3 separate regions of the Homo sapiens genome follow, and regions 2 and 3 are each linked to region 1. Evidence: chromatin loops called from intact Hi-C (ENCODE). Cell type or tissue: mammary epithelial cell. All regions are shown on one strand.

The links. Hi-C counts contacts between places; a loop is a spot of excess contacts. Peaks named below come from ENCODE experiments on the same cell type or tissue, not always from the same donor. Only the 100,000 strongest peaks of a DNase experiment are listed, where the experiment ranks them.
Region 2: it touches region 1 in a loop (2.2-fold over the local background); 17 of 110 quality-filtered maps call a loop at or near these places.
Region 3: it touches region 1 in a loop (9-fold over the local background); 8 of 110 quality-filtered maps call a loop at or near these places.

What each region holds. Positions count from the first base shown.
Region 1 is chr2:62,452,220-62,460,219 of GRCh38, forward strand. The region is part of intron 4 of LOC105374764 (a long non-coding RNA gene); the gene reads left to right. It also overlaps a transcript of TMEM17 not described here. Among named protein-coding and RNA genes, the nearest start is that of TMEM17, 50 kb to the right of the region's middle. RefSeq lists a silencer at 4,610-5,169. In mammary epithelial cell, a CTCF peak has its summit at 4,895 (motif pointing right); DNase peaks (open chromatin) are centred at 1,022, 4,612, 4,882 and 5,102; H3K4me3 peaks cover 820 bases; H3K27ac peaks cover 1,265 bases.
Region 2 is chr2:62,502,190-62,510,189 of GRCh38, forward strand. It overlaps TMEM17 (transmembrane protein 17), which reads right to left and starts at 4,006. Exons shown (of 4, transcript NM_198276.3): 1 at 3,841-4,006; 2 at 502-605; 3 at 248-361. The coding sequence starts at 3,940. It also overlaps the pseudogene RPL37P13. RefSeq lists an enhancer at 1-92 and silencers at 2,905-3,199, 3,537-3,706, 3,917-4,186. In mammary epithelial cell, no CTCF peak of the experiment used is centred here; DNase peaks (open chromatin) are centred at 3,762 and 3,902; H3K4me3 peaks cover 1,376 bases; H3K27ac peaks cover 2,700 bases.
Region 3 is chr2:63,185,973-63,193,972 of GRCh38, forward strand. All of the region lies in intron 14 of WDPCP (WD repeat containing planar cell polarity effector), which reads right to left. Among named protein-coding and RNA genes, the nearest start is that of OTX1, 140 kb to the left of the region's middle. RefSeq lists an enhancer at 1-109. In mammary epithelial cell, a CTCF peak has its summit at 3,154 (motif pointing left); no DNase peak of the experiment used is centred here.

The DNA of each region.
Region 1 (8,000 bases):
TATTTTCTCAAAAAATACTTACCTATGATGTGCCTGACAATATGCTAGGGATGGGTATAAGAGCATAAATCTCTGAAGGTGCTTTTGAGGGCCCATTAGGAAGGGGCGTGTTACTTAGTTCCCTTTAAAAAAAAAATTCCTTTGTGTTTCAGGAGTTGGATTATCCTTTAACTACCTGGGCCTGCTGATTGGAGTTGCTGTGCTTACTGCAATCTTGCATATGTTAGCATTGGTCTTGTGTGACTCGTAACTAGAACGTACGTGAGGAAGGCAAATTCTCTGGGTCAGAACACAGCATCACTGGAGTTCCCACTTACAGCACCTACTTTTGACCTGAGGAATTTCTTTTTTTTCTCTCTCTGAGACAGCGTCTCGCTCTGTTGCCCAGGCTGGAGTGCAGTGGCAAGACCTCAGCTCACTGCAACCTCCGCCTCCTGGGTTCAAGTGATTCTCCTGCCTCAGCCTTCTGAGTAGCTGGGACTACAGGTGCGCACCACCACACCTGGCTAATTTTTTGTATTTTTAGTAGAGATGGGGTTTCGCCATGTTGGCCAGGCTGGTCTGGAACCCCTGACGTCAGGTGATCCACCTGCCTGGGCCTCCCAAAGTGCTGGGATTCCAGGCATGAGTCAGTATGCCCGGCTGACTTGAGGAACTTCTGTAAGCTCCCTCCCTTCATCTCCTGCCAACCTAAGCTGCATGCCAAGGTTCCAGATGGTGCTCAGGGCAAGAAGGTTCATCAGAGTTAGGAACCACAGGTGTGGAGGGAGCAATCAGAGGCCTGCTGCCTCCCTGATGTCTGTCCATAAAGCAGGGTGGGAGAGAGGACCACCTTGTCTCCTGTTGGAGGTGCCATCAAGTCACATAGATTCTCTGCGAACTTAGGAAGAAGCAGCTTGAGTCCCATCCTGTGCATCATCCTTGTTGTCTGTGATGTAAATTATGCTGGGCTCCTGACTCTTTCCCTGGGAGAAGGCCTGTATGCTGTATGTTCTGCATCAAGACCCAGCCTGTAGTCCCAACAATGGGCTGAGGTAGATCTCTGGTGACTCAGATACTCCAGTGATGAGTGTGGTCTGCAGGAGGTGTCCAGGGGAGCAGGAGGCACACGGCACCAACTTGGAAAGTTAATGAATGAGTTTAGTGATGGACACACAAGGAACTGTTAACATGTTTTAGAAAACTTACTTGGCCTCAGCACTTTCTTCTCCTTTTAGGCTGGGTGCGGGGTGAGACCTCCTCCTCCTTTTTCCTTCACCCTCAGTTGTATTTTATTGGATTACAAGTTTGTATTTATTTTGTATTACAAGATCCTGTCTTCTGTTCCTGTTTTGGCCACTGTCTATGCCAGGCTGCTATTAGAGCCTGACAGCTTCACCCTAAATAAAAGAAAACCTTTTATGTGTAGTTTAAAAAAATAAACAAAAACCTCTGTAGACCTTTTTAAAATCTACCAGCAATGTTTGACTCCTTTACTCTTAAAAGTGGGGCTATTCCCATTCCTCTGTTTTAGGCCTACACTTGTCATTTTGCAGGGGAGACCATTGGAGAGGATGCTAGAGGTCTTAAATATGGTTCTCACCCACGGTTTGCTTGCTTTTATTAGACTGAGCTAAAGGGTGGGGGAATTCACATGCCATGAGAGAATAGATACTTGCCTGTGCTTGCATCTCATGGAGGTAAGAGTGGGAGAAATTTGTAAAGTAGATCAAGAAGAAAAACTTTGAGTTAGGCAGGGTGGGTCCTGAGTTTCTGGAAGCAGGGCCACATTCTCTGCAGTGCCAGGCATGGGCCTGTTTTCTAGAAGGAACTCTTTTACTTAAAGGAAAGCTTCAGGATGAGGGGTGCCTGTAAGCTGGCCTTAGCGTTTTGAGAGATGCAGAGCTAAATGGGATTGGCAGCTCTGATCTTGCTGCAGCAGCCTCCTGGCCCAGCTCCCACATCTTAACCTCCCTGGAGAGCAGCCTAGTCGGCAGAGTGGAGCTGGGGAGAGCTGGATGGGATGAGGTGCAGGACCCTACTGAGAGGAGGGGAATGCAGTGTCTCCACAGACCCAGCTCTGGGGGTGGGAGGAGCAGATTCCATGCCTCCCTCGTGGAAAGCAGAGGCATCAGGCATGGGGTGCTTTTGTGTGAATCGTGGCTGCATGAAGCATGTACTGGCTTCCATGTTGAGCCCTGGTAAAGGTATGAGGCAAACAGTGTGCAGCTCTGTTCCCACTGCTCCCCAGAATGTAAAAGGTGGCACAATATAGCTGCGGTACAGGATGGTAGGGCTGCCCACTGGGATGATCCAGAGAAGTGCTGGGCCATAGTCCCCAGGTGTGGTCTGTCACCAGGCTTTCCATCATACTGTAGGTTTTGAAATCTTTAAGGTCCCGCTCTTAAAATGCAAATACTCCTGTGAGGTTTGAGGTTTTATTATCCTATATCCTAGATTTGCCTTTAATAAAACAAAAAACCCAGCTTTATTTATTTATGTATGTATTTATTTATTTATTTTGAGATGGAGTCTCACTCTGTCGCCCAGGCTGGAGTGCAGTGGCACGATCTCAGCTCACTGCAAGCTCCGCCTCCTGGGTTCACGCCATTCTCCTGCCTCAGCCTCCTGAGTAGCTGGGACTACAGGCACCTGCCACCACGCCTGGATAACTTTTTTGTATTTTTAATGGAGACAGGGTTTCACTGTGTTAGCCCAGGATGGTCTCGATCTCCTGACCTAGTGATTTGCCCGCCTTGGCCTTCCAAAGTGCTGGGATTACAGGCGTGAGCCACTGTGCCCAGCCGAGACCCAGCTTTATTGAAGGTCCAATTTGCATATCATAAAATTCATTTTGAGTTGTGCCACCATCACAATCCAACCTTAAAATGCTATCACTCCAAAGATACTCCTACTTGTAGCATTCCCATTCCCATTCCCACCCTGTCCCTGTCCCAGGCAACCACTAATCTTTCTGTCTCTATGGATTTGCCTCTTGACATTTCATATAAATAATACAATATGTGGTCTTCTGTGTCTTGCTTCTTTTGCTTAGTGTAATGTTCTTGAGACTCCTCCATATTGTAGCATAACAGTAATCTGTTCCTTTATATTGCTGAGTAATATTCCACTGCAAATACCACATTTTCATTCACTGATGGTGAACATTTATTTCTAGGTTTGGGCAGCTATGAATAATGCAGCTATGAACATTCATAGCTTCTGTTCTTATATGCACATATATTTGGAGTATGTGCTTATTTTGGGTAAATTACTTCTAAAAACTGGCCGGGCACAGTGGCTCACGCCTGTAATCCCAGCACTTTGGGAGGCCAAGGCGGGTGGATCACCAGAGGTCAGGAGTTCAAGACCAGCCTGGCCAACATTGTGAAAACCCGTCTTTACTAAAAATACAAAAATTAGCTGGGTGTGGTGGTGGGTGCCTGTAATCCCAGCTACTCGGGAGGCTGAGGCAGGAGAATTGCTTGAACCTGAAAGGCAGAGGTTGCAGTGAGCCGAAATTGCACCACTGCACGCCAGCCTGGCCGACAGAGCAAGACTCCGTCTCAAAAAACCAAACAAACTACCAAACTATTTTCCAAGTCAGTTGTACCATGTTACAATCTCATCAGCAATATATGAAAATTATAGTTCTTCCACACTTTTGACATTTGTTATTGTCTTTTATTATAGCCATCCTAGTGAGTATGAAGTGGTATCTCATTGTGGTTTTAATTTTCATTGCCCTAATGCTAATGATTTTGTGCATTTTCTTTTCATGTGTTTATTGACCATTCATATATCTTTGATAAAATGTCTACGTGGCTGTTCCTTTTTAAAATCCAGAGACAGAGAGATGGTCAATTTCCCTGGGAGGTGTAGAGGTTTATCGGGTTCACTGTTTGATCCCAAGTGCTGAGTACAAGAGTCAGAGAGTAAAGGGTCATGTATTAGCGTCCTGTGGCTGCTGTAACAAATTGCCACAAACTTGGTGGCTGAAAGCAACACACATTTATTCTCTTTCAGTTCTGCAGATCAGAAATCTGAAATCAGTTTCACTGGGCCAAAATTAAGGGGTAAGCAGAGCCTGCAGGGGCTCTACATTTCCTTGCCCTTTCTAGCATCCAGAGCTGCAGTGTTTGCATTCTTTGGCTCTTGGCCTCTTACCCATCTTCAAAGCCAGCAGCATAGCATTTCCAAATCTCTCTCTCTGTCTGCTTCCTTTGTCATATGGCTTTGTTTGTCTTCTGTAGTAAAATCTTCCTCTGCCTCTCTTTTAGAAGGACCCTTGTGATTACATTTAAGATCCATCTGAATAATCCGGGATAATCTCCCCACTCAAGGGCTTTCAGTCACACCAGCAAAGTCCGTTTTGCCATGTAGGGTAATATTCACAGGTTCCAGGGGTTAGGACCTGGCTGTCTTTGGGGGCCATCATTCAGCCCACCCAGTCAGTAACCTGTGAAATGCACGTGGCCCCATCAGCTCATGGTTCGGGGTTGGCTGGTCTTGAGGAAGACATCAGGCTGAAGGAAGTCTTCTGGAGGTAGGCCCTGGAGGGAGACCAGAGCCAGTCATGCTAGAGACCTCTCACCTCTTTCTTCTGACTCATCTCCTTTCTAGAAACTATGATATGAGGCGTTTGATAGCACGTGTGAGCCTGGAGGTGCTGAGGCAGCTAGCACTGTTACCAGGGTGGCGGCGGGGACAGGACCAGAACTTGGGGCCTCGCGCCCAGGTCCTCCCGTCCTTGCCTTCTCCCAGCTCCCCTCCAGGCTAACCACCTCCACGCGGGGGCCGGGTGCTGCTGCTGCCCTGAGAGCTCAGCCCCTTTCCCGGGGCGGGCACCGCTTCCCGGTCCCGGGCCTCTCTGCTCTCCCGAGGCGATAGCCACCCTGCGATCTCTCGCGCGGCCAGCAGGGGCCAGCATCCCCCGCGGAAAGGGTCGCTGGGCTGGGCTGGCCGAGAGCCGGGGATCGGCGACCCCGGGCGCCGCTGCCAAGCCCCCTGCCGTGCGGGCTGCTGCTTCGCCGTCCCAGCCCCGCAGCCTTTTGTGTCTTTCCACTTCTCCCCTGGCCCGCTGCGCTCTCGCTCTAGAGAAGGCAGAGACTGCCTTGGGTGTGGCAGCCAGGAGTGGACGGTTGCGGGCTGGGAGGCTGGCCGGGTTTCCTCCCCGTCGCGGACCTGGAGGAAGGGCTGGGTGCGGCGGGAAGGCCCCGGAGGGAGAGCTGAGCCTGGGTTGGTAGCATGGTGAGGAATAGCGGCCTCAGGGGCAGAGATGTCCGTTTCTTTGTGCACCGAAAGCTCTGAGAAGGACATCCCGATACCAGTGAACTTCTAGATTTGGAATGAGCTTCTTACCGAGCATCTCACATTCCAAAGTGCATCTGATTCGGAAGTCCTCGTGGTTCTACCTTCGGAAGGTGGGGGTGGGGTGGGCTGCCTGGGTGCAGAGGGCTGAGCCAGGCTGGTGGGAACTCCTCAGCGTCCAGCACCTGTGGGGCTGCAGCAAGCTTTTGCTGCTAGGCTCTAAACGAAGCCTGTAATTAAGGCCTTAGTTTAACTGGGTGCGCTCTCACTTTTATCTGTGGCCTGGCCTGAGCGGTTGCCTCCAGCAGCCTCAGCTACCCTCACTGCTTTGCCGCTGAACCCAGGAACGGCTATTCCACTGCAAGGGAGCTAAGACCTTCATTTGTTGCACCAACGTTTTCCTCATGGCTTATGTCTCTAGCCTCAGAGAAATCAGAGATTAGAGCCCAGATCTGGGGTCAGAAAAAGACCCGGGTGTTAGATCTGACTTTGCTACTAGCTGGGTGGCAGAAGATGGGGGAACACTTCGCTCCTTTCTACCTGTTTCCTCCCCTTGTTAAATGCGGAGGCTAATGACACTTACTGCAGATGGGGAAGCTAACAGCACTTACTGCAGAGGGTGTTGTGAGGAATCACTCAGCAAATTCTTGTAAAGGGCCAAGGTTAGAACTCAAGCCTTTTAAAATCCCATCTCTTAGTCTGGGCGGATCCCAGGAAGGTGTCAAGTCCAGCTGATGGGCATAGGTGTGTCCGTGAGGCAAGCCTGCTCTTGATGGAGCACGACAGGAAATGCAGCCTGGCCCAGCTGACAGACCTATCTACAGCGCATGTCCTCACAGGACCAGACCCTTCTGCTCCCCTTGGCTCCAGCTCCTAGATCATTCTCAGCAGTTCATTCCACGTGTAAGTGCACGCCCTCAGTTACTGTAGGAGCCAGACCACGTGGGTTCAATGTCAGCCCAAGATCCACCAGCCATGAGGCTTTGGGAAAGTCACTTCACCTCTGTAGGGACTGATTTCCCCATCTGCAAAATGGGCAGAGCGTGACCCATCTCGAAGCATTGTGGTAACGCATGGGGTGCTGCTGAATGGGACTCATTGCACTCTGCAACCTGGCTCTGGCGATTCAGACCGTGAATGCTTGGATTTTGATGGTAAGGCCAGAAAATGTTTAAAGGAGAGAACCCAGGATAAGTTGGGCCTTCTGGTGAGGTTCTTGCTACTCCTGGACAGCGTGCCCGTGTCTGTAGCAACTCAGGGCGAGGCAATGCTCTGGGGTTCCCAGACATCTGTGAGCGTGACAGCTGGTCCAAAGCTGTCTTGGATGTGTTTGTCCTCTCTAATCAAAAGAGTCCCTCGTGATGCCAAGATGGAACTCTGCAGACAGTTTGAGGAGAAACTAAATTCTGGTTTTGAAGTAAACTTGGCCTCAGTCTTTAAGGCAGATTCACAATCTATTATGAATAAAGCTGCTAGGAACATTTGTGTACGACTTCATATGGACATATGTTTTCACTTCTCTTGGATAAATATCCAGGAGTATAATTTTTGGGTCATGTGGTTTCCTTGCTTGTAGAATTTCTGACTGAAAATTGTAAGATAGTTGGATAATTGTTCCCTGGAGGGAGACATTTCAGATATGACAGGGAGAATGCCACAGGTATTGGGAGTCAGAGGTGGTTTTCATGAATATCAGGCAGCATTTCTGTAGTTGAGGGGTCTGCCTTCCACCTTGACTCAGCTCTTGAGGGCAGCAGCTGCAGCTGCAAAGAGGCAGGCCTTGTTGTGACCCTCAGGGGCCCCTTACTTACGTCACTGAAATCCACATCACTTGTTTCTTCGGAATGTCCTGATTATCAGCATGGTTCAAGGAATAGTTGAGGCCTTTGTCCTCAGGTTGGCCTGGGTCATGGTGACTTGCTGCTCGGGCAGGGCCCATGTTTCTGACCTCCTGACCAAGTTTCTTGACCAACTGATTTGATAGAGCATCAGAATTTTCATTAACTCACTTTCCCGGCTGTCACAACAAGGGATTTTACAAGAAGCTTAACCAGGGCTAATGCTTTTAATCACTACAAACTAACTTATTTTACACACTAACTTATTTTACAAACAAACTGTAATACTTAATTTTCATGTAGTCTGCATAAGCTCCTAACCTGAGAGAAAAAGAGAATGCATACAATCAACCCAAATGCCATTGTATATTGTTTTGAAATATTGTTTTGCTATGATCATTTTAAATGAATTTATATTTATTCTGTAAAAATAGAGATGGGGACTTGCTATGTTGCCCAGGCTGGAGTATGGTTGCTGTTCACAGGTGTGATCATAGCACACTGTAGCCTCTAACTCCTGGACTCAGCTGATCCTCCCACCTTGGCCTCCAAGTAGTTGGGACTGCAGGTGGGCACCACCGTGCCCCACTCATAATCATTTTTGAATACTAGATTTTTCTCAGGTCCTGATGAAATGGTTTTCCTTATGCAAGCAAAGTAAGGTAAACGTTTCATAAAACCAGAACATGATGAAAATAGGGGAGAGTGGGGCTCATGCCTGTTACTGTGAGTAACTGAATAGTGCCTCTGTCTTCTACATCAGCCTGTAGATAGTTACATATAATTAATCAGGCCAAGGTACTGTGTACTCTGGTCTCAGGAAAAGCATCTACCAGCGCTGCTGTGACCTTATTTAATCCTCACAACAAACCA
Region 2 (8,000 bases), 50 kb after region 1:
TTACATAAATCATTTCACTTAATCACAACAAACCTGTGAAGTAAATATTATTTTCCTCATTTTATATATGAGGAAACCAGGGCTCAAGAGATTAAGCAAACAGACCACAGTGACAGAAGTGGTAAAGCTGGAGTCAGGCTTTAAATTCAGGCCTGTGCTCTTTCTGCCACACCTCACTGCCTTTTACTTGTTATGAAAACTGATTTCATTTATATCTATCACTGAGAGAAAGGAAAAAAGAGCTTACCTTCTCCTGTAGGTTACCCACGTAGCCCAGATACAACCGGATGGCTTCAATTAAGGTTATTAGGATGATAACAGTGATCACAATGAATTTGTAGTAGTCAGGTAAGATTGAATACTAAAAGAAAAGCCAAAACATGTTTGTAAAATCTCATGTATAGTAACATTGATTTAAGATAGAAAAAATTATTAAGAACTTGAATTTTATTGACACTCTAACAACGTCAGGGCAGCAAAAGTATTAAAGCTTAGATTTACCTTCATGTGAAGCATCATAATGCTGCTCACCCACCACAGTGGGAAATAGTAGGTATTAAAATAAAGTGACATCTGCAGTGCCAAACTGGAGACCATTTCATTTTCTACAGAAGGAACAGAAAAGGAACAAATGATGAATCTTGGGTTTATGCCCTATATATATATATCCTATTCCCTAGAATTAATAACTATAATATTGGCTCAGTAAAACACCAAATTTTATGCCTATTTATAATCATTGACAGTAAAAGGAATATTCATCCTAATACCAGTTAGGTCAAATATTGGCTATTTGGGGGTACGTTTCATATTTTTCAATTATTTTACCATTTTGCCATTACAGTCTTCTGACTTTTTGGCATATACTACTGGTATAGATTTAATGTAGAATATCAACATAAATCCTATTCAACAGATAATTATCATTGCCTCTTTTGTAGAATTCTATGTAAATAGCATATAAAATTAATGCATAAAATAAATAAAAATGAATCTCCCACAGATAAACTAATCTTATACAAAAACGGATTACCAAGGTTATAATTAGACACATCTCTCTTTTCAGCATACCCTAATCTTAGCCATTCTTTAAAGTCCAATTCAGTGTCATCTTTTCCATCAATACTTCCTTCATCAGTTCCCCCACCTCAGCAGAAATACCTTTCCCCTTTAGGTACTTACCACTCTAAACTGTCAATAAGAAGTGCTAGCAAAGAACCACACTCCCCTCCCCAAAAAACAGTCTGGTGTACTGAACAGATCATGGGCTTCAGAGTTCAAGCAAATCCGAGCTCCCCAAACCTCTGTGACCCTGGATGTCAGACTTGACATGAATTATTTAAACTCTTTGAGCTTCTATTTCTTCATCTGTAAAATAGTGAAATTAAAACTTCCTCACAGGCTGTTTGTGAGAATTAGAGCCAATATAAATTATTTCATCCTAGCACTGTGCCTGGCACACTTAGTAGGCACTCAACAAATATTAGTCCTCTTTCCTTCTTCTCTTCTACTTATCTACAGGCTCATTGCAAGCACACACCATGTCCTACCCTAATTTGAGACCCTCATAGAATCTAGCATCTTGCTTTCCACGCAGTGAATATCAAATACACATAAGAATGAATTAATGAAAGTATACTGTCATAAGGACATTACTAGCATAGCCATTTGTGATACATGAGTTCCATTTACCTAAGGTTGATTCCATAACACTTTCTGCTTTTATGTAAGAGAGCAGGGTCCTAGATTAAGAATTTGATTTTTAAAATTGAGCCCTACAAAATACATCCTAAATTTGACTAAATTCTTAAGAGCAGACACATATATTGAAATCAGTTGCTGTACACGTAAGATTTTAAAGGCTCTAAAATAAATGTCTTAAAAACATTATTTTCTCCTTTTCTCCATAGCTGAGTGTTTTTATCTGTCACTTAATTATTTTAAAATATAAGAAATAGTCATGGTCTCTCACAGCAAAATAGTTTCTTTTAGCTCCAAGAATATGCCTGATTATTATGATCTACTTTTGCTTGCAACTGTTTATTAAATTACCACTGATAAAGGAATGAATTCTTAAAATCTGTTAAATCTGAAGACAACTCACCAGCCTAGGATCTTTTCGATAGCAACAGTACAAAGCTGCGGACATGGTAATGACATAAACTTGTTATTACAGTACAAATAATCAAACCTACTTCCAATCCACAAAGAAGAAAATTTGGGAAAGAATAATAAATTGGGCAAGCTGAACATTTCAGTACCTTTGAGAAGAAACTGTAGTCAAATTTTGCAAAGAATGGTTTTCATGTTAGAAGTATTGTGTGTTAACATCTTAAAGGTTATGCTATGTCCATATTTCAGCAGATCAAACTTATAATCATGGAAATGAAAATCAAATTAATATGTAAATGAACCTTAAAAGCGTAAGACATAAACTTACTAAATTTTGCAAAAGTTCAAGTTGAGTTCTGTAAATGGAATTTAAATTAAAACATACAATATAAATCAGGGATAGGTAAACAACTGGCCAGCTGCCTGTTTTTGTACAGTCAATGAGCTAAAAATGTTTTTTCACGTTTAAATGGTTAAAAAAGTAATATTTTTTCCACACGTGAAATCCATATGAAATACAAATTTCAGTGTCCATAAAGTTTTATTGGAACACAGCCCTGCCTATTCAATAACTATTGTCAATGGCTGCCGTGGAGACCATATGGCCTACAAAGTCTAAAATATTTACTATCTGGTCCTTTTCAGAAAACGTCTTTTTACCTTGTATTATCAGACGTTAGTGCTCATTAAGCCTCATCCTTGGAACCAGAAACGTGAAAACCTATTTTTTTCACATTTTTCTCTGTACATCCTAAATCATAAAGGCCTACATTTGGGAAATAGGCAAGTGATCAAGGTGACAAAATGCAGCTTTGGGAACTGCCTTTACTTTTCTCTGTCCCTTTTAAAAATTCTCTAAAACCAAGCAGAGGAAAAGATTGATATTTCCCAGCAGAGTTGAATGATGAAAACCACATGGGTTTGGTTGACAGTGTGTTGTCTACCATCATGATGTAGGAGGAGGAAACTGTTCTGGAGGAAACTGTGTTATCACTTGACATCAAGTTAAAGGACGCAGAAGCATCATGGTATTTTGTTACCTTATGATAAGAGTTACATATAGGGGAGGAGGAGAAGGCAGGGAAGGGGTGAGTTTTGTTGAACGCCCGGCTAGTATGGCACATGCCAGTGGGAGTGGATGGTGGTTTGAAAGGACTCATTAACTTTTTTTTTTAATGTCTTCTACGAGAAAATGGCCTTGCTTAGGAACATACTTGTTCTGCTAGGAAAAGGGAAAAGGCAAATTTGTTCCCTGGGGTGGGGGTGGGGACGGGGGAGGTGGGATTGCTTGGGCTATTCCTCGTCATCCTGGACAGAAAAGCCGGGGCGGGCGCCGCAGAGGCAAAACAACTTGGGCCTTCGCTCTCGCGGCGCGCGGGGGACCAGCCTGTGCAGCAAGGGCGGCTTTTATCTTTTTATTTTTGGGGTTTCTCCGGGACAATGATGGGCCTTGCGCGGCACAGAGATCGGCCCCACGTCAGCTGCCGCGCTTGCAACAAGCTGGCCAGGGAGCACCACGCGGAGACCAGGCCCGGCCGGGGGCGGGAGGCCGCCAGCGCCTCAGCTCCCTGTCCGGCCCGGCCCCTCCTCCAAGGCGCTCTCCCGCACTGCGGAGAACTGGCTGAAGGCGACATCGCCATTTTAGGTACGGGCAAATTCTGGACGCTCCAAAATCCACGCCAAGCCCTCGGCAGGCCACACCCCCTGCACCGGGCCTCGGTCACTCACCCGGACCCTCATTGGACTCTGGACCGGTCCGATTGGAATCACTGAACACGGCCCGGCTGAAGTTTCCCAGCCGCTGGCGCACCGGATCCGGCAGCTCCATGCCTGGGCCTCAGTATCCCTCACCCCCTCAGACACGGGCTAGTCTGCGGGCGCTCCGAGGCTCCGTGGTTCCCACGGCAACCGGGCGGCGCGAGGCCGGCGGGACCCGGGAGCGCGCGGGGCTGCCCGGCTGGGCTGGGTCTCGTCCGGAGCCCGCGCAACCTGGAAGGGACCGGCGCGCTCAGAGCGCGTTCCAGGCCCAGGGAGCCGCGCGCCTCGGCCGTGTACAAAACGGCAGATCCCTTAGTTCTGCTTTGAGCTCGACCATCCTAAAAACAAACCTATACTAAGAAATGAGCTGGGGTTGGACTGCGATACAAGGAGCCCTCACATTTGCCAGTGGAACTGTAAATCGGTACAACCTTTCTGGAGAGAAATAGAGAACGAATGCAGAGCTTAAAGAATGTCTAGAGGTGTAGGGGTGTGTGTGAGAGAGAGAGACATCATGTGACTGATTATTTTTTAATAAGAAAACAGCAATGGGCAACTGATTAAATGTACTGGAGCACATACATTCAATGGAGTATGTTTCAGCTGCTTATAAAATGCTTGCAAAGGATATTGAATGGTATAGTTTAACTTTATGTAAAAATACAGCAGAAATAAAACTAAATGAGAATGAACCTAATTTAGCAAAATTTATGTGTATGAGTGGAGGGGAGGAGAGAGCGTGTGCACACTGGCTTGAAAAAAAGAACTGGAAAAAAGTCCAAAATGTTAACAGTCGTTTTCACTGGATAGTGGGATTGTAGGTGATTCAAAAATTTTTAAACGTCTTATTTTCTAGCTTTCTCTCAAGATATATTACTTAAAAAAAACTAAGTGTAATACACATACAGAAAAATTGTACACCTTTTGTAAGTAATATATATTACTTAAGAAATAAGTGTAATATATATACATAGACTGAAATCTGTATGTGTAATCAGCACCCTGTTCAAGAAACTTTACAATATTCCCAGAAACTCCCCCTTCCTATTTCCTTTCAGTCACTAAACCCACTCCTCACTCATAACTGACCTTTCCTGAATTCTAACAGCAAAGGAGAGTTTTGCCTTTTTTTTTTTAAATCAGAACATTTATTGTGTGACTAATCTAAAATTTTTTTTTTTTTTTTTTTTTTTAGACAGAATCTTGCTCTGTCACCCAGGCTGGAGTGCAATGGCACAATCTCGGCTCACTGCAACCTCCGCCTCCTGGGTTCAAGTGATTCTCCTGCCTCAGCCTACCGAGTGGCTGGGATTACAGGTGCCCGCCACCACACTCGGCTAATTATTGTATTTTTAGTAGAGACAGGGTTTCGCCATGTTGGCCAGGCTGGTCTCGAACTCCTGACCTCAAGTGATCCACCCGCCTTGGCCTCCCAAAGTGCTGGGATTACAGGTGTGAGCCACCGTACCTGGCCTGAAATTCTTAAGATGAACTGGATGCTGCAGCAGCTGTCCTCTTGGGTTTAGGTGGCATTCCTTTAAAAAATCCATGCCTTAACCTGCTGTACACAATTTTTAAGTGCCTCATTCGACCAGTCCCACTGGTATATTTTTTAGCCTCGGCACTCCAATTATACTTTATCTTGGCTTGGGAGGGTAGCCGCGTTTGCCACAGGCGGACTTTTGAAGGAGTTAGAGTCACAGGGCAGCACTAGCTGTGCATCTTATCGCACCACTTTCTAGATGATGACACTCCCTTTGTCATCTTGCTTCTGTTTTGCATATTTATATAAAAGCAATCATACTGTAAGTACTTTTTTAAAAAACTGGCTTTGTCTTCAACATTACTTTCATGAAATTCCTTCATGTCATTGAGTGTAGATTCTTTTGCCTTGCTCTTTGTGATCATACCACAATAAGCTTACTCATTCTACTGTTGATGAGTGTCTGTATTTTCTAGTTTGGAGCTGTTGTGTATAGTGCTGCTTTGGGGAAAAGATGCCTCTTGGTGAACATATGCATGCATTTTTGTTGAGTGTATATCGAGAGTGGAATTGCCGTGTCATAGGATACGAAAGACCCAGCTTTAGTAGAGGCTGCCTACAGTTTTCCAAAGTGATCAAACCAATTTCTGCTGCCTCCAGCAATGTGTGAATATTTCCATTACTCCATATACTTCACCAACACTTGTTATTTCTTATCCTTTCCTTTTAGCCCTTCTGATGGGTGTGTGGTAAAAGTATTATTTTTACAATCAAAAGGAAAATTACACATTTATATAAATGCAAGAAGAAGATATGGGTGGAAATAAGTTCATGACTAGAATTTTAAAATAATTACACAAACGTTTATTGCATTCCTACTGCTTATTTGGATATCGTGCTAGGCTAATTAGGGATATGGTCCCTCCTCATCAAGAAGCACAGCTCAGTGAAAGAGAGACATGGAAACAAGTAAGTGCAAACACTGTTATTAGACGTGCTCTATTAAAGGACCACGTCTTTTAATTATTAAAGAAGCAATTAATTCGGGTTGAGGATGTCAGGGAAAAGCTGGTTAACTTCTGCTTCATTTCAAGATGGAGTTCAGACCTGAGAATCTCCAAAAAGGCTTCTAGGACCTTCCTGAAATAGCTTAGGTGCTCTCTTCTGTGTTTCCCAAAGCATCTTCCTCTTGTTTCTTTGGTCACAGTGCTGGTCACTCTATACTAAAATTGTCTGTTTATGTGTCTGTGTCTCTTGCTAGTCCTCAAGCTCTTAGAGGTCAAGAATGGACTTTCATCTTTATATCCCCAACACTAGCACAGTGTGGTACCTGGCCATGAGTAGGAGCTGGATGACTGTTGAGTGAGTAAAAGGAAGAAAAAGCCTAATGACCACTCTCTTGTCTTCCCCTTCTAGTTCAAGGACTTAGCTAGCCCTTTAAAAGGTTCACTTTGTAAAATGGTGAATTGGTGTATTAAAACATAGTGAATCATAACAATTTAAAAAACCTTAGCAACAGAGAATCACTTTTCATTTATCAAATGAACCGAGATTTTTTATAAACGGAACAGTGAAGCAGGAGGCCTCAGGCTCAGCTGTTGAATTATAATTTGGCCAACCGCATTGAGACAAGTAATCGGCAATGTATAGAAATAGCCTTTAAAACGTTCCTGCCTCCTTTAACACGATAAAATCTTAAGGCGTGCTCTATTAAAGGAAAATAATCATAGAAACAAAGTTTTATACACCAAATGCTTCTCCAACATTATTGATAATTGTTTAGAAAAGAGGGGAATGGGCATTTGAAGTGCCCAACCACAGGGCCTCATTAAGCAGATTACGATATTTATGGCAAGGTGTTGGGCTGCAGTAGAAAGAATGTCCTTGGAAGCTGAGAGGGCAGGGTTCAAATACCCTAAAATTCTCGATGTACCACTTAACAGCTGTGTGACTGATTTCAGATACTCGTTTTGTAAAGTAAAAATAATGATATCTTACTGTTGTGGTTGATGTGATATTATATCATTAAGGCTCTCTATACATGATAGCTACCATTTACACATCAATTAAAATGAAGTTTATGAAGAAACAACACCTAGAGTGGAGTCAAATAATGCTGGTATTTAATTTTGTAAATTCAACTGGACCTGCTAGGTAATACCTCTGTTGCTTTCCTAATAAAGACAGTGGAGGCAGTTAAGCATTAAAGCACTCCATTATGTTAACCAAAAACCTATGTGAATTCTTATCAAAAACCTAAGTGAATTATTTTAAAGATATTTTCCCCTGGCATTGAAAAAAGATGCAAGATACCTTCTTCAGATTGTAATTATGTTATCAAAATCCTGGAGGAAAAAAAGTGATAGAATTATGGGTATTTTTCCTTCTAATTTTATTATTCAAATTTCCTATATGAGCGTACATTTTCTAGTTAGAAAAAAATCTTGTTAAAAATAAATTGAGAGGAAGAGGCAATGATGATGCAAAAACATTAGAGAAGATAATTTGAGAGGAAAAAAAATGTGGTTTGGAATGAGTCCTGCCATTATTGATGTATCATAAATGGTCCAAGGGGCTCAAAAAAACTTTCCAAATGTTATCTTATTAGTTGATACTCCCAATATTTATAGGCAATTACATTAGAAAT
Region 3 (8,000 bases), 730 kb after region 1:
AGCAGTCACCAAATGCCTGGAGATATGCCCAGTAAAGGGTAGAAACACTGCTGCTGCACCAGGTTCCTCACATGTGAAGACCAGGGCAGCCAAAGCTCCTAGACCAGGTGAGCTGGTGTGGGAATCTGCCTCCCTCTCACTCCTTAGAACCAATGGAGTTGAATCCCACCCTGGCATGAGCTGGGGCACTCAGGAAAGTCAGTGCAGACTGGCTTTAGATCACAGTGCCATCCCTGTCCACAAATCTTGCCACTTGGGGAAAACCATGGCTCTCTAGCAAATCTCCTCCCTCTCTGGTTCCACAAAGGGGGAAAGCCCAATTTCAGAACCCATGGCTTGAATGCACTCCACAACCACCACTCAGTTCTGGATGTGGGGGCCCTTCCCCACCTCCAGTCCCAGCACTCCATTCTCCAGCCCAAGAATCTCTAATGCCCATGGCTACTGTTGCCAGGTTACTGAATCCTGCCCAGTTTGTTGTGAGCCAAGATTGAGAAGAGCATCCTCCTGTTAGATCCCAGGTCTGAGAAAAATACTGGAGCATTTCCCAGCATTTTTCTTTCTCAGTCTCCTGGCCTCTCGCCATGTTAGCCCCAGGGCTTAGAAGGGCCGAGGTAGTTTCCCATGGCCTGGGTGGCATGGTTTCTCAGAGGAAAGGTAGATCACAGAGGTACACAATTTGCTCCTCTACCATATCGGGGACTTCACTCACAGTTCTCAGCCAGATGCTGCTACTCAGGGTGCCTTCTCACCTTTTATTTTCCAGGATTTGAATTTCTGTGCTCCTTCTTGAATAAAAGAGCACTATATGACTGTGCACTGTTTTGTGTGTGTGTGTGTTTTTTTTTTTTTTTGCTTCCAAATAGGTGAAGCATGCTAAAAGAGTCTCTGATCTGCCGCCTTGGGGGAAAAAAAAGAGAAGTCCTTTATTTCTTTATTGATCTTATCTTATATCTGGTGGTCCTATCCATTATTGAAAGTGGGCTATTGAAATCTCCTACTATTACTGTGTTGATATGTATTTATCCCTTCAATTCTGTCAATGTTTGCTTCACATATTTAAGAGCTCTGATATTTAGTGCATAAATATTTATAATTACTATATCATCCTGGTGAATTGACCCTTTAATCATTATATAGTATCCTTCTTAGTCTCTTGTGACAGTTTTTGACTTAAAGTCTATTCTGCCTCATATTAGTATAGATATCCCTGCTGTCTTTTGGTTATTGTCTGCATAGCATATCTTTTTTCATCCTTCAAGTTCAGCCTTTATGTGGTGTTAGATCTAAAGTGCTTCTATGCAGCATATCACTGGATCCTATTTTTATTTTTTTTATCCATTTAGCCAATATGTCTTTTGGCTGAGGGGTTTAATTGCCTCACTTTAAAGTAATTACCGATATGGAAGGATTTTCTGTTGCCATTTTGTTACCTGTTTCCTGTATATCTTGTGGCTTTTTGGACCCTCATTCTTCTGTTACTGTCTGTCTTTGACTCCCTTCTTTGTCCTTTTGTGTGCATTGTATGGATATTTTGTGGTTACCACTGCAATTGCAGAAAGTATCTTAAAGTTATAACAAATCTATTTTAGGCTAATAACTTAATTTCAATTGCATACACAAATTCTCCTTTACAGCTGCCATTTCCCCCCTTATGTTATTGTCATAAATTACCTGTTATATATATTGTGTACCAATTAACATAGATTTATAATTGTGTGTGTCTGTGATTTACTCATTTAGACTTGTATATACAAGAATTAAAAGTGGATTTATGCACTAGAATTACAATATAGGATTCTATATTTATTTAAATGTTTATCATTAGTGGAGAACTTTATAATTTCATATTACTATGTTGGTGCCTACCATCCTTTGTTTAATTTGAGGAACTCTCCTTAGTATTTATTGTCTAGTAACATTGACTAAACAGCTTTTGTTTATCTGGAAAGGTCTTCATTTCTTCTTCATTTCTGAAGGACAGTTTTGCTGGATACAGTATTCTTAGTTGATTTTTTTTTCTTTTAGCACTTTAATCATCCCATTTCTTTTTAGCCTTCAAGGTTTCTATTGAGAAATCTGCTGATAACCTTAGTTGGCTCACTTGTACGTGATGAGTTGTTTTTCTCTGGCTGGTTTCAAGATTCTTCCTTTGACTCATAACAGTTTGATTATAATGTGTCTTGGTATGGGTCTCTTCAGGTTTATCATAGTTGGAGTTCATTGAGTTTTGAGTTTGTAGGTCCATTTCTTTTATCAGCCTTGGGAAGTCTGTAGCCACTGTTTGTTCAAATAAGCTCTTTGTCCCTTTCTCTTTCTTTCCTCCTTTTGAGACTCCTATACTACATATATTATTCTGCTCAGGTTCTGTTAATTTATCTTCATTTTTTTTCTTTTTTCTCCTCAGTCTCAATAATTCCAAATGTGCTAACTTCAAGAACACTGATTCTTCTGCTTGCTTAAGTCTGCCATTGAACCCCTCTAGTGAATTATTTAGTTCACTTATATTTTTCAGGTCCACAGTTTATTTTTGTTTTTTTTTCAAGAGACAGGGTCTTGCTATGTTGCCCAGGCTAGTCTTGAACTCCTGAGCTCAAGCAATCCTCCCTTCTCAGCCTCCCAAAGTGCTAGGATCAGAGGCTTGAGCCATCATGCCTGGCTTTATAATTTTTTGAAAATAGTTTCTCTTTGTTGATATTCTTATTTTGTTCATGCATTGTCTTCCTGATTTCTGTGCAGTTCTGTGTTCTCTTGTAGGTCTTGATCATCTTTATGAGAGTTATTATAAATTCTTTTTTAGGAAGCTTACAGATCTGCATTTCTTTAAGGCAAATTTCTGGAGCTTAATTTTGTTCCTTTGGTCAGGCCATGGTCCCGTTTCTTTGTATGCCTTGTCGTCTTTTGTTGGGATTTGAGCATTTGAAGAAACAGCCACCTTTCTCAATCTTTATGAACTACTTTTACTTAGGGGAAAACTGTGACCAGTCAGGCTGGCTAGAGGTTCTAAGACCTCTCAGATTTTTCCTGGGGATGCGTTTTCTTTGGGGTTGTATGTTTACTTTTAGTGTATCTGGGTGCTTCTGACTGTCTTCTTTCCTGTGTCTTCGCGGGAGCCGTTTCTGTTGTAGTCCTCTGCCCTTAATCTCTTGCTCCCCCTAGAGCCTGCCTGCAGAACCGCAGAGTCTCTCCTGTCTAACATGCTAAGGCATTAACCTCTGTTTTCAGTGGCCTCTAATCTTGTACCCAAACTATGCAAACTGTCATTCTCATCAGTTCCCTGAGCAAAGCACTGCAACCCACAAACAAGTTAGCATGCTGGACTTAAGTTTCACTCTATTTCTTCTGTTCCAAGGGAGGTGTCAGGCAAGCAAAATGCAATGAACTCTCTTACCCTCTCAGGCACCATCCATTCTCTTGTTTTTGCACTTGCCTGAGTCCTGTAGTCCATTAACTAATTTCTAGATTTATCACAAAGCTATTTTTATGTATATGTTACAGGTGATTTGTCTCCATAGAAAAATGAGGGCCTGGAGCTTCCTAATCTGCCATCTTGCTAATGTCACTTATGTATATTATTTCCACAGTGTGTATATAGATCTACATAGATATATATATTTGAAAACTGCAGCAGGTGAGGACTAAATGCTTTTTCCTTGACAGACAAAACATTGTACTTATTCTCACCTTGAGTCCTTTTCCCAATCCTTACTGTTATTGAATTTCTTTTTATATTCCATTAGAAGATACATATAGCATATGGACTGTCTCCTCCCAAAACTTTCTGTAATACATTCTGCTTGGATATGCTAGTACTATTTTAAGGATGAAAAGTGTAGTAGGTCCTTCTATTAACATACTTATTTTCCAGAATATCACTACATGGATCAATTGTACTCTTTGCTATTCAGTAAGATAAAATGAAAATGTATCTCTACCAGTAAATGGAGTTCTTAGATGGTTTCATTTTCAAATGTGAAAATTAGGTTTCATTGTTCATTCTTAAAAGCAAACATTTATTGAAGGTCTATTTTGTGCAGATATCTTTACTGATTGGGGGATATAAAGATGAAGCAGACATAATCCCATCCTTAATGAGCTTACAGTGTGATAACAGGGTGGGGAGAGGGGGCAGAAAAAAATAAACAAATAGTGACAACATAGAAGTAGAGAAGAGGCCGGGTGCTGTGGCTCACGCCCATAATCCCAGCAGTTTGGGAGGCTGAGGCGGGCGGATTGCTTGAGCCAAGCAGTTCAAGACCAGCTTGGGCAACATGGCAAAACCCCATCTCTTAAAAAAAAGAAATACAAAAACTAGCCAAGCATGGTGGCAGACACATGTACTCCCAGCTACTTGGGAGGCTGAATGGGAGGAGCACCTGACCTGGGGAGGTTGAGGGCTGCAGTGAGCCGTGATCATGCCACTGCACTCCAGCCTGGGTGACAGGGTGAGACCTTGTCTCAAAAAAAAAAAAAAAAAAAGTAGAGGAGAAAAGTTTTTAGAAGATGCTAAAGGACATATTTTGGGTCCTTTATATTTGTAAATATGTTTAAATTGTGTTTTCCTCAATATAAAATGAAAGTAAGATCCATAGTGGCAGCAACTTAATATGGTTATAACTTTTAGAAAGGACACCAAGAGTTAGAAAAAAAATTTATATTAACTATTTTAAATCTGATAGTCTTAGATTACAGCTATAATATGTGATTATATTTTTGAAATATAATACTGAGTGTACTCAATTCCAGGAAAGGTTCTAGATGTGACTAGTACTTTGGTACCACCTACTAAACAAAGCTTAATGTCTTAAACTAATGAACTACAAAGAAGCAGAATTTTGGTGGGGGTGGGGTACAGGATGGGATAGGGAGTGATTATAGCCTGAATGACCTATTACTTTATAATCACCTTTGTGTTCAGTTTATGGAAAGGTTAAGTGTTTGGTCTGAAAGATCCTGAATTGGGTAAATTTGAATTATTGCTCGGAAGCATGAATTACCTAGAATTTTGCTTTGTCTTCCTAGAACACAGATTTTAGACTGGGAGTCCATGTGCCAAATTCAGTTTATAGATGTTTGATCTACAGTATTTAACAACTATTTTGAATTATTTACCAACACTTAAAAATTGGGACATTTAGGGCTGGGCATGGTGGCTCACGCCTGTAATCCCAGCACTTTGGGAGGCTGAGGCAGGCGGATCACAAGGTCAGGAGATCGAGACCGTCCTGGATAACACGGTGAAACCCTGTGTCTACTAAAAATTACAAATATTAGCCAGGCGTGGTGGCGGGCCCCTGTAGTCCCAGCTACTTGGGAGGCTGAGGCAGGAGAATGGCGTGAACCCGGGAGGCGGAGCTTGCAGTGAGCTGAGATTGCACCACTGCACTCCAGCCTGGGTGACAGAGCCAGACTCCATCTCAAAAGAAAAAAAAGAAAAAATTGGGACATTTAGGTGACCTTTCATTCTGTTTTGTGCAATGGAAGCTACCCTAATTCATAAAAAAATGGAGGGATTTAGCATAAAAATCCAGTGTTCAGGCTTTTTGAAAACTCAGATTTTGCAGTATTTGGCCTCCAATTCCTAAGAGCCACAGTCTCCTTAATCAGAATGGCTACTGCCCACTTTAGTGGGGCAGGCACACTCCACTTCATCCCAGTCCCCATTAAACTCTATTATTTCTATGACATCAAGGCTGAATATCTGTTCTACTTATCAGGCTTATACTTCTAAAGGCATCAAACTATAGATCACATGGGCCAAATGCAGCCCTACATCTGTTTTTTTTATGGCCCACAATCTAAGAATGGTTTTTATATTTTCAAATGGTTGAAAAAATACAAGAAAGATATATTTTTAGATGTGAAAATTATATGAAATTCAAATTTCAGTGTCCAAATAAAGTTTTATTGGAGCATAGCCATGCTTGTTTGTTTACATATTGTCTAAGGCTGCTTTTGTACTATAGTGTCGGAGTTGAGTAGTTGAGATAGAGGCCATATGACTTGAGAAGCCTAAACTAGTTACTATCTGGCCCTTTAAAAAATTTGCTCAGCCTTGATGCAGAACAAAAGGAAAAGCTCTCCTTACCCCCCTTTAAATTTTTTCCTTTTCTTGTCTCTTTCACTGTTTTTTTGCTATCCTATCTTAACATGTTCCTTTAGATCCAGGCTAGAATTACCTTATCAAATTCCATTTCACAGCAAGAATGAAAACAGTGAAAAACTCAGGAGACCAGGGTTCTGATCTCTGTGTTTAACTATCTGTGATCTTAGACAAGTCATTTAATCTCTCTGAGCTTCTATTTCCTCATTTGTTCAACAAAAGTGCTAAATTAGATCATCTCTAAAATATTTCTTACTTTCAATTCCATGAAGTAGACAAAAAAGAAAGAAGAGATAAGCTGGGTGAAAAAAAATGTAAAGGACAAAGACTAAAGAATGATTGGGAGACTCCTGGTTGCTAGGTAGGTAGGATAGAATAATAATTGCCACCTTTATTCAGTTAGCCCATTTGCATATATTATCTCTAATTCTCATAATGACCCTTTAAGGTAGGTATCATTACCCCATTTGCAGATACAGAAACTGAGGGTCAAAGAGGTTAATTGGCTTGCTCTAAACCAATATCTATTAAGTGGCAGAAGAATCAAGGTTCATACCTGAAATGTCTGGCACAAAGCCAGTGCTCTTCCATTTCAACAAACTGCTGAAGTCAAAAGAAGAGAAGTGAGCTAAGAGAACTTATTGCTGTTATACATTTGTCTTCTGAAATAAATGGCACTGTTTCTCTGGTGATCTTATACATTATTTTTTAAACCTATCTATTCTTTTGTTGGCTTTGTGCCTTCAAAGGAGATATCCTTTCCAGTCTAAAATCTCCAAAGGATTTTCAAGGTAAAACACTTTTCAAGATGTTCAATCACATGGAAGAATGAAAATCTTTTATAATATTGTTTGTTAAACTGACAGCTCTACTTAACAGAAACCATTAAAATATTTACAAAGTAGCAGCTGCTCTTGTAAAAAAATACAGCTTTTTGGAGGCATAAAAATAAACTAGTTGATAAGTACAAGATAAGCCATTTGGTGACTTCTTTATGTACATTGCACAATATATGGAAAATTCTGATATTTACACAGCAATTATACTACAAAGCCTTTTAAGTTAAAAGGACACAGGCTGAGTAAGAACTGAACTGTTTACAAGAATTTTCCATACTGATCTTGGAAACAATTTACGGAACCCCCAAACATAATCCTTTAATAAGCTTTACATTTTAGGTGTTTTTTATTTTTTTCCAAAAAAAGCTTTGTCTTTAGAAGATAGTTACATATGAATGAATCTCTATTGAACTCAGTTGCATTTTATATTCTACTAGAATTACAGCCAAGTTTCTTATATAAATAATTAGAAGTTGTGGAAAATAGATCAAGAGAGCAAACCAACATATGTTAACAAAAATGTTTAAAAGTAACTGAACATTTGCATTTTATGCCTTTATCTGTTCATATGACATTATTTATTTATTTAGAAACAAGGCCTTGCTGTGTTTTCCAGGCTGGAGTGCAGTGGCATGATCACAGCTCACTGCAACCTCTAACTGCTAGGTTTAAGCAATCCTCCCTAGCTCAGCCTCCTGGGTAGTTGGAAGTACAAGCACGAACCACCATGCCTGGCTAATTTTTAAATTACTTTTGTAGATATGGGGTCTAACTATGTTGCCTAGGCTAGTAATTTGATATTTTATATATAAGCTAAGTGATTTTTTTTAAAAAAGTAAACATTAAAAATTTGCATTGTTGGGTAAAATTAATTTTATCAAAATAGAGCAGTCATATGTAACTTTTACAACCCAGGTTTATTCATAAGGAAAAAAGTTTATATGTACGTGAAGGTGGCTTTTTGCGAAATTTTGAGTTAATGGAAGAATGATACTGGTCATGATCCTTGATAACATGAGCTTGCTGATTTATTTAATGACTTCTACTTACTGGTAAGA